2 separate regions of the Homo sapiens genome follow, and region 2 is linked to region 1. A link is an interaction called in ENCODE POLR2A ChIA-PET data of the cell type or tissue named here. Cell type or tissue: OCI-LY7. All regions are shown on one strand. Each heading gives the region's core, and the rest is flanking DNA. Links, peaks and the distances in the headings are about the cores only.

Evidence for each region. Peaks named below come from ENCODE experiments on the same cell type or tissue, not always from the same donor. Only the 100,000 strongest peaks of a DNase experiment are listed, where the experiment ranks them.
Region 2: POLR2A ChIA-PET joins it to region 1 with 5 read pairs; 4 of 35 experiments call an interaction of 5 or more read pairs at or near these places.

The regions. Positions count from the first base shown.
Region 1 is chr18:48,788,319-48,793,692 of GRCh38, reverse strand. The region is part of intron 9 of CTIF (cap binding complex dependent translation initiation factor); the gene reads right to left. Among named protein-coding and RNA genes, the nearest start is that of CTIF-AS1, 51 kb to the left of the region's middle. In OCI-LY7, for the core only: no CTCF peak of the experiment used is centred there; a DNase peak (open chromatin) is centred at 2,342.
Region 2 is chr18:48,878,223-48,883,596 of GRCh38, reverse strand. No RefSeq gene overlaps it. Among named protein-coding and RNA genes, the nearest start is that of CTIF-AS1, 39 kb to the right of the region's middle. In OCI-LY7, for the core only: no CTCF peak of the experiment used is centred there; no DNase peak of the experiment used is centred there.

The DNA of each region.
Region 1 (5,374 bases), core at 325-5,324:
AAATGAAGATAAACTTGAGCTGGGCTAATTGTTAAGAAAAGAGAGGAGGAGAAGGGGGCACACAAGAAGCCCCCTGGAGCCTGTGGCCACCCAGCATGTCACTTGCGCCAAGGGATTCTGTTTACTGAGCTATCATCATGAGGGAGGAAACATTTTGTCAGAAATACAGAGCACAAAATATAGTGGGCGCTAAAAACTTAATCCTGCTGGCACCACATTACAGAAGCCAGAGTTGTAAATGGCTGTGGGGAAAGGCCTGAGTTATATAAAGCCACAGGGAGCAAAGCTGGCCCCCAGGCACCTATCCTATCCTCTCTGTCAGTTTCCCAAAGCTGAAATTTAAGCCTTACCAAGGAATAAAATGATAAAATGACACCACTTTCCCAGGAAATGTCAAGAGACTTAGAGGGGGTGGGGTTGCAGCCTGCCCCTCCCTGCTTCTCCCTGGCAGGAGCCTCCTGATTTATAAGGATAATTACTTGTCTCTCCTGAGCCCTCCCTTGTGCTAGCCTGCAAGGGGATCCCAGGGAGGGGGCAGAGGCTGAAGCCTCTCTCCTGCAGTTGGCCTGTTGTGACAGCGGTGGAGTCAGAGCCCCGTCATCAGCCACCCATTCATAACTCTAGACAACTGGAGACACAGCTTCTGCTCTACACCAAGTGGCCTTTGTACCATAGATCCTCATCCTCTGGAGATGGCATCCTGTCTCATGGTTTTAAATACCACCTAATAGCACCACCTAAATACCACCTGGATAGAAATTAGCTCCCTGAGGCTTATTTCTATCCAGATCACCCCTCTGAATGCCGGGCTCCAACTGTCCACTCAACCTGGCCACTTCCTATTGCACAATTCCAACATGACATGTCCAATAGTGAGCTCCTGGTCCACCCTCCTGAAGCATCTTCCCCACCTCAGTTAGTGGTAAGCCCCTCTTCCAGTTGTCCAGGCCCCAGATCTTAGGTTATCCTTGACCCCAACATTCTTTTGCACCTACGTCCAGTCCTTCAGAGGATCCTCTCAGCTCTTCCTTGAAAGTAGACCCAGACTCTGACCTGTCCCTTCACCCTAATCACTTCACCACCACCCCTTACTTAGACTCTCCCTTATTTACTCTCCCACATTTACTCAACAGATTTGTGGATCCATTGCTTTTATGCTCATTGTCCCCCTAAAGGCTCCAGGCTGGTATCCCTGCATCTACTCCACCCTTTCAGACTCCTCTCAACCCAGCAGCCTGAGTGACGCTATTAAAACTCAGGTCAGACCTTGCCTTCCCTGCTGGAAACCCTCTGATGCATCCCACCCCTCTCAGAGCTAATCTCGTCCTTGTGAGCCTATAGATCCCAGCATCCCGCTGACCTGATGCCTTCCCATGGCTCCCACCCACCCCCCTGACCTGGACTTCTTGCAGTTCTCCCATGGGGCAGGCACACTCCTGCCTCTGGGCCTTTCACTGCTCTTTCTCTTTGACCAGGATGCTCCCCAGGTCTGCACGGCTCACTCCTTCAAGCCTATCCAAGGGTCACCTGGGTGAGCTCTTTTCCAATCACCCTATTTAAAATTGTCCCCCAACATGCCCTGCTTCCTTCTCCACAGCCTTTTGGAAATTTACTTATTTGCAGATCTGTTGCTTTGATGCTTATCATCCCCTCCTCGCTAGAATGTAAGCTCCATGAGGGCAGGTTGCTGAGTCTGTCTGTTTGCTGCTGAATCCCACCATAGCCCAGGGCCTGGCACGTGGTAGGCCTTGAATTCATGGAGTGTTGAATGAACAAAGTTGCCTAAAGTTTGGTTAGAGAGACAGGAACAGACCCAAGAGATGACACTAAGAACACCAGGTGGCAAAAGCTGAGTGCCCAGTGAGGGCACAGATAGACTCCAGCAGCCTGGGTGATCAGGGAAGGCTACAGAGAGAGAGAGATTAATCTGGGAGAAGGGATGACTATGAACAGGTTCTGCTGACTCAGGGAAGACACTCACTAGAGAGGCATGGAGGAAGGTGATAAAAGCTACGGTTGAGACGGGGCAGGCTGCTTGGGGCAAGGAGATGCTGTGATTGAGGTGCTGGCCCTCAGGGTCTCTGGGCAAGCCACAGGCACATTCCTGTGTCCACAAACTGGTAGCTCCCACTAAGGGGAGCCCCCAGGGCCAGGCTGAGGCTGGGTGGGAGGGAGGGGCTTCCACTCAGCTTGGGGGCTGGGGGTAGAGGCTGCCCAACCCTGGGCCACTCTCTTCTTTCCTCTGAGTTTCTGGTAGCCCTGCCTGTGTCCCTGCCTGTCTATCCAGAGCCTGCCTTTCTCTTAAAGAAGGAAGGAAATGAAAAAAGAAAATGAAGTGAAACCATGAAAATGACTTAAAAGAGCTTGGGGCTCAGGGCTTGGGAGCCTTAGGTCTTCCATTCTGCTCTGCCTCTATCTTGCTATAGGGCCTTGGGCAAATCACATTTCCTCTTGGGCCTCAGTTTCCTCACCTGTCCAGTGTGGCTCTCATGGTCTGACCAGCCAGCATGCAGGAGGCCTGGGAGCTATCTGTGGACATGTGTCCCTCCTTTGGCCTGGTGTCAACCCCTCTCTGGGCCTGAGCCACAGTGTAGGGCTTGTACAGGGCCTCCCCTTCCTGCCCCAGGTCTGCTCATGACCTCAAAGACAGAGACATGACATTCCTAGGAGGTCTGTTCTGGGTGCCAGGACTCTCCTGAGAAGATGGAGTGAGAAGGTGGACAGGTTTGGGGGCTGAGGGAGAGCAGGGATTGGGGGAAGCTGGCTAGAGGAGGGTCCATGGCCCAGCAGAAGGAGAAGGGCTATCCGGGAACCCCAGCAGGTGAGCCAGCTGACAGAGGCCCCAGGAGGACGTGTTCCCCAGCACGAGGTGGCCTATGACGTGCCTCTCTGATTTCCAGGGTGGCGACTGCAGGCGCCCGTGGCTCCAGCCGGGCGGGGTCTGAAGTGGGAACTTCAGAGCTAGACTTGGCCGCGTTCCTCTGAAATCCCTGGCCTGTGAGAATGAAGGCTGCCGGTCACGTCCTCCCTTCGTCTGCTCCTCCATGAGAGACCTGGCCTCAAGCCTCTGGCCGTTGAGGCCGCCCGTCCAGCTCCCAGTGCTTTCTTAGTCTTTCAGGAAATGTCTCCAGGCCTGGTGGGGTACGTGTGTCCGGGGGATGGGGAGGGGGCTGCTGAGCTGGGCCCAGGCCAAAGGGCTCCATGGGGCGTCCTGTTGGATTTGGCAGCCTGCCCCTTGGTGACTCATGCCTGCTGGCTGTCCCTTAGCCCCATGCCCCCTCGAACTCGGCACTCCAGAAACAGCCTTCTCCCATGGCCCAAGAAGCACCGCTGTAACTCCTTGCCATGGACCTTTGCTCACACTCCCTGCCTGTTGGACACTTCCTCTGTATTTAACCTTCAGCCAAGTGACCCTGGATGAGCTATTTCCCCAGTCTGGGTCTTAGAAAAGGAGGTGGCTGTACTCACAGAGCCTGAGATCCTTATTCCAGAATTTCCCTTTTTGGAAAGGTGGTTCAGCTTCTAGGCTTTCCTTCTCCAAAGGACATACGGTACTGGGGGCGGAACCTCTGTCCTCATTCTACTTCCATCCCTTCCCCAACACCTAGTAGGCAGCCTTAGGCTAACATGGGTTAGCTCCTTTCATCTTCACAATGGCCCCATGGCAATGAAGCTGTGATCATCCCATTTTATAGATGAGACACCTAGGACATAGAGAGGGGAAAAGTACCCTGCCCAAGGTCATGAGGTAGCAGGTGGCAAAGCCAGCATTCAAAGCCAGGGGCCAGGCTCTAGCATCTATACTCTTCACCAGTACCCTACATTCCTAGGAAGCAGCATGGGGTCTCTTATTAGTCTTCCCCACTAGTCTTAAGGTTCCTGAGAGCAAAAAAACAAAGCCCTTAATTTATACTTCTAATTTTGTTCTTTTTTCAAGATTCCTTTGGATATTGTAGGTTTGAGTTTCCATATATATTTTAGAATCAGCTTGCCAATTTCTGCCCAAAAGGCTTAATGGCATCTTGATTTGAGACTGTTGACTCTAGAGACCAATTTAGGAAGAAGTGACATCATACCAATACTGAGTATTCTAGTCCATGAATATGGTATGTCACTGATCTACACTTGACTGTATCTCCCTAGAGTTTCAGACAGGGCTAGACCTATAATATTAGTGCACACCTGATGAATCAAACTGAAATTAAAATTCCTTTCACTATTATCCCAAGCAAAGTCCAATTGAACCATAGCCAACATTATGAGCACTTATTGAGGGCCAGGGTTGTATTATGCCCTTTACTACATTATCTCATTTAATCCCCAGCAATCCAACCCAATCATTATTACCATCCTCATCTTACCAGTGAGGAAACTGAGGCTTGGAGAGAGTAAGAAACCCATTCAAGGTTACACAACTAGTCTGTGACAAAGCTGGGATGTGAACCCAGCCCTTATTGTCATCATGTTATAGGAAAATGAAAATCAGTGACTTTCCCTAAACCCGAAGAAAATGATTTGAGGCTTCTCTGTGATTTGGTACTTCCTGCCAAGGAAGCAATGGTTCAGAGGCCTAGAGTGACTGTACTAAAGGAAGATGAGGCTTGCAGTCCAGGAACATGTCCCATGGGTGCTGAGGGACCTACGTGCACACACCTGCTCTTTGCCACCTTCTTCAGGCTCAGCACAGCACACGTCCTCCTGAGTCTGCCCAGGGTCTCCCAGGCCTAAGAGGTGTGCTATTGGATGGTGGGAATGGGACAGTTTTGGCCATCGTTAACCAGACTCAGTCATGCTCACTCTGATGTCATAGTACCTTTCTAGCATCCGTGTCCACTGTTGGCCTACCTACACCTCTGGGCCGGTGATGAGTTCACACCCACCCTGTACAGAAGTACAAGTGCTTCTTCTCATTTTTTCTGTAGTGACCTCCCCAAGGGAGACCCTTGAGTTTCCCTGTGATGGTGAGAGGGTCTGTGTCCTGTTCCTATTACAGCCACACCTCTGTATTTCCCAGACTTAGGAATCTTATCTTCAAAGGCTGCCACTGTGCCTCTGGCTGTTCCCACTGCTCCCCTGACCTCCTCCAGCTCCATGAGCCCTTCTTAGTAACAAGGCCTCCGGGGGCAGGTATGTGGCCAGGCAGGGGAAAAATGCTTCAGGTGGTGTGGCCCTGGGATACAGGGAGATAGGAGGAACACAGTCACAGGATTCACTGCTGGCACTAAAAGGCCCTCAGTGGCTTCAGGCCACTTATTTACAGGTGAGGAAACCAAGGCTAGGGAGGAAGAGACAGCTTACCCAAAGCTCTCCTAGGAGTCAAGTGTCTGGAATTCTGGCCTGAAATGTTGGTGTCTGCCCCTCCTTGGGGCACCCC
Region 2 (5,374 bases), core at 61-5,060, 90 kb before region 1:
TCCCCTTCTGAAGCTCCAGAAGGCTCCTCCCTCAGAAATCCTCATGGCTAGGATTATCCTTTCCATCAACATTTTGCTTAAATGCCCCCTTATAGGCAAGGTCTTGATGGCTCTTCCATATAAAGTGGCACCTCTCCTTTTTTTTTTTTTTTTTTTTTGAGATGGAGTTTTGCTCTGTCACCCAGGCTGGAGTGCAGTGGCATGATCTCGGCTCACTTGCAACCTCCGCCTCCTGGGTTCAAGCGATTCTCCTGTATCGGCCTCCTGAGTAGCTGGGACTATAGGCGCCCGCCACCACACCTGGCTAGTTTTTTGCATTTTTAGTAGATATGGGGTTTCACCATGTTGGCCAGGCTGGTCTCGAACTCCTGACTTCAGGTGATCCACCCACCTTGGCCTCCCAGAGTGCTGGGATTACAGGCGTGAGCCACCACACCTGGCCTCTCCTTCTTTTTCATCCTCTACATCCTTTTTGCAGTTGCCTAGCTGCACTCAGCACCCCCTGACAAGTCTAATGTTTGTTTATGTCTGTCTCTTCCAGATCTATGAGAGTAGAATGTTTGTCTGTTTTGTTCCTCCTGTAGCCCCAGTGTCTTCACCTCGCCTGGCACAGAGTACATGCTCAACAAGCATTTTGCGAGTGAATGACTGAGTGTTGGCACTTCTAGTCTCAAACTAATGGTGATGATAATATTCGGGGCTCTATAGGAGCTGTTTTAAGTAGCAGAGGCAATTCATAGAAGAGAGATAAGGAAACAAACAAATAAAATTACTGCTTAATGTAGTCATTGCTGTGAAGGGGGGATACACTAAACACAGGGTGCGATACATAAACTGAGACCTGAGGGCTGAGCAGAAGTAGGTGTGAGAAGGGCATGGACAAGTGCATCCAGGCACATGGAACAGTGTGTAAAAAGGCCTTGAAGCAGGAAAGAGATTAGCAGGTTAAGGAATGGAAAGAAGGCCAGGGCCTGATCATAGCAGTCAGTGGGGTGAGAGCCACAGCGGGGAATGGGAGATCACCCATGTGCCGTGGATCAAGGAGCATGAGGAAGAATCCACTACTCAGAGGCTCCTACTCACGTTTCAGATCAGGGCAGTGGCCTCCAAAGCCCATTCTCTCCCTGAGTCTCATACACCATGGAGTCTCATCAAATTTACATTTAATGCATGAAACTTCCAGCTCCTTATTTTTAATGTAATAATGCCATAAGTAAATTTGCATATGTAGTCTTTATTACATACTGTCCATTATCCCATATTATGCTCACATACAAACACTATACTATATTGTACATATGAAACCTTTTACTTTACTTTATTTTATTTTTGGATAGGGTCTTACTCTGTTGCCCAGGCTAGAGTGCAGTGGCACAGTCATGCTCACTGCAGCCTTGACCTCCTAGGCTTAGGTGATCCTTCCACCTTAGCCTTCCAAGTAGCTGGACTACAGGCATACACCACCATGCTTGGCTAATTTTTATGTTTTTTGTAGAGACAAGTGAGCCCAGACTAGTCTTGAACCCCTGGGCTCAAGTGATCAGCCTGCCTCAGCCTCCCAAAATGCTGGGATTACAGGTGTAAGCCATCGCACCCACCCCATACAAAACCATTTATACCGTGTTTTATGGGGGTAAATTAAGGGATTTAAAAATGTTATTCTCTTTTTGTGCCCGGATTTAATTAATTAATTAATTTATTTATTTATTAACACAGAATTTTGCTGTGTCACCTAGGCTGGAGTGCAATGGCACGATCTTGGCTCACTGTAACCTCCACCTCCCAGGTTCAAGTGATTCTCCTGCCTCAGCCTGCTGAGTAGTTGGGATTACAGGCACCTGCCTCCACACCTGGCTAATTTTTGTATTTTTAGTAGAGATGGGGTTTCACTATGTTGGCCAGGCTGGTCTCGAACTCCTGACCTCAGGTGATCCACCCGCCTCGGCCTCCCAAACTATTGGGACCACACGTGTGAGCCACCGTGCCTGGCCCCTGATTTTATTTTTTATCAGATTTTCTCATTGTGCTTCATTGCTCAATATTTTATACTGACCTGTTTTCCAGTTCACTAATCTTCTATTAGTGACATCTAATCTGCTGTTAAACCCATTCATTGCTTGTTAATTATGATGATGATTATTTTTTGTAGTATTTTGTATTTGCCTAGAACTTCCATTTGATAACCTTTAGGAGTTTCCAGTTCTCCTTAAATTATTTATCTCTCCAATTTTTTTGAACATATCAATCACAATTATTTTAAAGTCTGCTATTTTAAATAATAATATCTGGATCTCCTTCAGGTTTATTCCTATTAGCTGTGTTTTTTTTCCACCTCTTAGTTTCAGTCATATGATCTTATCTCCTGTCATGCCTGGTAAATGTTATTGACTTCCAGACATGGTATATGGAAGGATTGTAGAGATAATTTGAGGCTCTGAATAATCCAGAGAGGATTTACTCTTGACTCTGGAAGGGAGATAGAGTAGAGGCAGCGCACTTTAATCCCATGTGGGATTAAGTTTGTTTGAAGCTGCACTTCAACCTTTGTGAGGGCTGACCTATTTCTGATTTGTGCTTCAAGGGTCCTAACTGACAGTTTTTTTTTTTTCTAAACAAGCCATCTCTCCACTTGGAGATGCTTGAGTTCTCCCCTTTCCTCTTTCTCTAACTCCAGGAGGTTGCAAAAACCTCAGTCTCCACTTCCTGCTCACATTCTGAACTTCATGCTACTGCTTAGGGGAAAAGTAGGGCCAAATGTTAAGCTCATCTTTCTAGATTCAAATTTTAAAAATGTATTTTATCTCTTTTTTCGGTTGGTGGCAAAGTTGGTGTGATATATAAGCTAGTCTACTGTAGCCAGAAGTAGAAATTGGCACAGATCTTAAAACCCACCCCTGCTGAGAAGTCATTCCAGTCCCCTGCTTCAACTTGGCCATTCAAAGGGTCAGCTTTGGCCTCCTCCTACTCTGACCACTTGCTCCCCATTCATACAGGGCTTGGCTGCTGCCTAGTGATGTTCATGGCCTGGAGGCTGCCTCTAAAATGGCTACCCTTCCAGCCCCAGCATCCAGGCTGGTCAAGATGGTAGTGGCCTGGTTTTTGCCAAGGCTCTGCCATCACAGAGTGGCCAGGCTCACTTCTGTCTGCTGACCAGCCTCACTCACACGCCATGCCTTCTGTAGCTCCCTCTTGTGCAGGCTCCACGCTCAGTGCTTAACATAAGTGGTCTCATTTCATCCTCATAGAAAGACTAGCAAGTAACTATAGTTATCTTCATTTTATAGATGAGGAAACTGAAGCCCTAGGGGTTTAGTCATAATCCCTGGCCACTTCATAGAATTACATATGTACTTAGGTGTTCAATTAATTTTCTCGTTCACCCTAGACTATAAGCAACATGAAGGCAGAAAATGTGTCTATACATCTATTTTATATCCTCATCATATGGCCATGCCTGGCACAAAGTCTGTAGGCAGTAACAACCACTGAAGCCAGGTGTGGTAGTGCAGCCTGTAATCCCAGCCACTCAGGAGGCTAAGCCGGGAGGATGGCTGAAGCCCAGGAGTTCGAGGCTGTAGTGTGCTGTGGTCACATCTGTGAATAGCCACTGCACTCCAGCCTGGGCAACATCGTGAGATTCCCATCCCAGAAAAACAAAACACAAAAACAAAAACAACCCAACCAAAATCAAAACCAAAAAGAAGCATTGAGTGAATAAATAAAGCTTCAAGTCCCAAAGTTGTTTGTGGTGGAGGCCAGACTCCAGGGAGTCCTGCCTGCTCACCACTCACATCACAGCTGGTGGGGAACACGTTCATTCACCAGAATGTTCCCAGTATCTTCTATGTGTTGAGATTCTAGTGGAGTTTCCTGCTGCCAGGGCTATAATTTTGGCAATTTCAGCGCTTTGGTGTTGGGGGTTCCATTGCCCTTAACCAAGGTCTGAGGACCCATATGGAACTGAGGAATGGACTCAAAAGCTTCTGACATTACAGTAAAAATTTGTAGAGAATTTTTCTAGAGAAAGGATCTATTCAATTTCTCAGACTCTCAGAGAGGTCTGGGACCTCCCCAAAAGGTCAAGAATCTTGGGCATAGGGTTTGGTTGCCTTGTCGGTCTCCCAACATTACCTCGCCTGGCCAGGGAGGGGCTTCCTGAAGCCACCCACAGCTTGTTGGGGGCCGACTGGAGAAACCAGCCAGTGTGTGAAGGGGAAGCCTTTTCCAGCCTGAGCAGGGTACCCAGAGCCCTCCAGCCAGCATTCTCGAAAATCCCTCAAGGTTAGGGGGTGGGTGTCACTCACCGAAGGACCATGAATAATGGAGATCTGGCCCTCTCAGGGCAGCCGCTGACAGGAAAGCCGCCCCACCGGCTCGGCGGCATATTTGTGTGGCTTCTGGTTCTGAGGCAACCGCCAGGTGAGGCAGGGGTGGCGGGGGTGGGTGTGTGGGAATTCCCAGGCCCCGGCTCAGCACTTTGAAGCGAAGACCCTGAGTCCATGTTGGAGGGGGCAGGAAGGCGCCACCAGTCCCTCGAAAGGAGACAGGAGGCTGCCGGGGCAACTTCTCCCTGCTCAGGCTGCCCTGGGTGCCCCCGGCCTGAGGATGAGGAGATTCTTGTTTAGTTTCGGAATCAGCAAGTCCACCTACAAGAACATCCTCTCAGAATCAGAAAGGTCTCTCCGTGTACATATTCTACCCCACACACAAAATCCTTACAATTTTTTTTTTCTTAGACGCACACTCTCAAAAACACGAGCACTCTCTTGTCTCACACACCAAATTCCCTGTCGTGTGCACATTTGTTTTCTCTTTCTCTCACACACAGGCTCACACCCGTTCATGACCAGGTTCGGGGGTGCTCCTGCAGACCTGGAGTCTGACCTTGGCCTCTGCGTCCACCTCAGGGTTCCTGAGGTGACCGGGTGGCTTCCTGGCTCCGCCTTTCTCAGTATTGTTCCCCACTGGTCAGCCCTGACAAGGTCACTTCCTACACAGAGTGTAGCAGACCTTGCTGGCCTCGCCCACCCCGCTGCGCTGTGAGCCACCGTCCTGCCCCTTCATCCCACAGGTCCTCTGACCTAGCCTGGCCCTGGGCACAGCCTTTGACAGGGAGTCAGGGGCCAGACCCTCCTTGTCACCCAACCCCAGTTGAGTTCAATAATTCTGTCTCAGAACTTAGAGGAGTTTAAGAGGGAGAAAATGTTTAAGAAAAGTCAAGAAAACCAAATTGTAATTTTATGTCCAGCTGTGACATGACTCACTTAGTGCACATCCTCCAACCCCCAGACCAGAAGCCTCCCCTGAGCCCACCATGGCTCCGGGGGGAGGTAGGGGTGACAGGAGTGGGAGGGATTGTGTTCCTGGAAGGTCC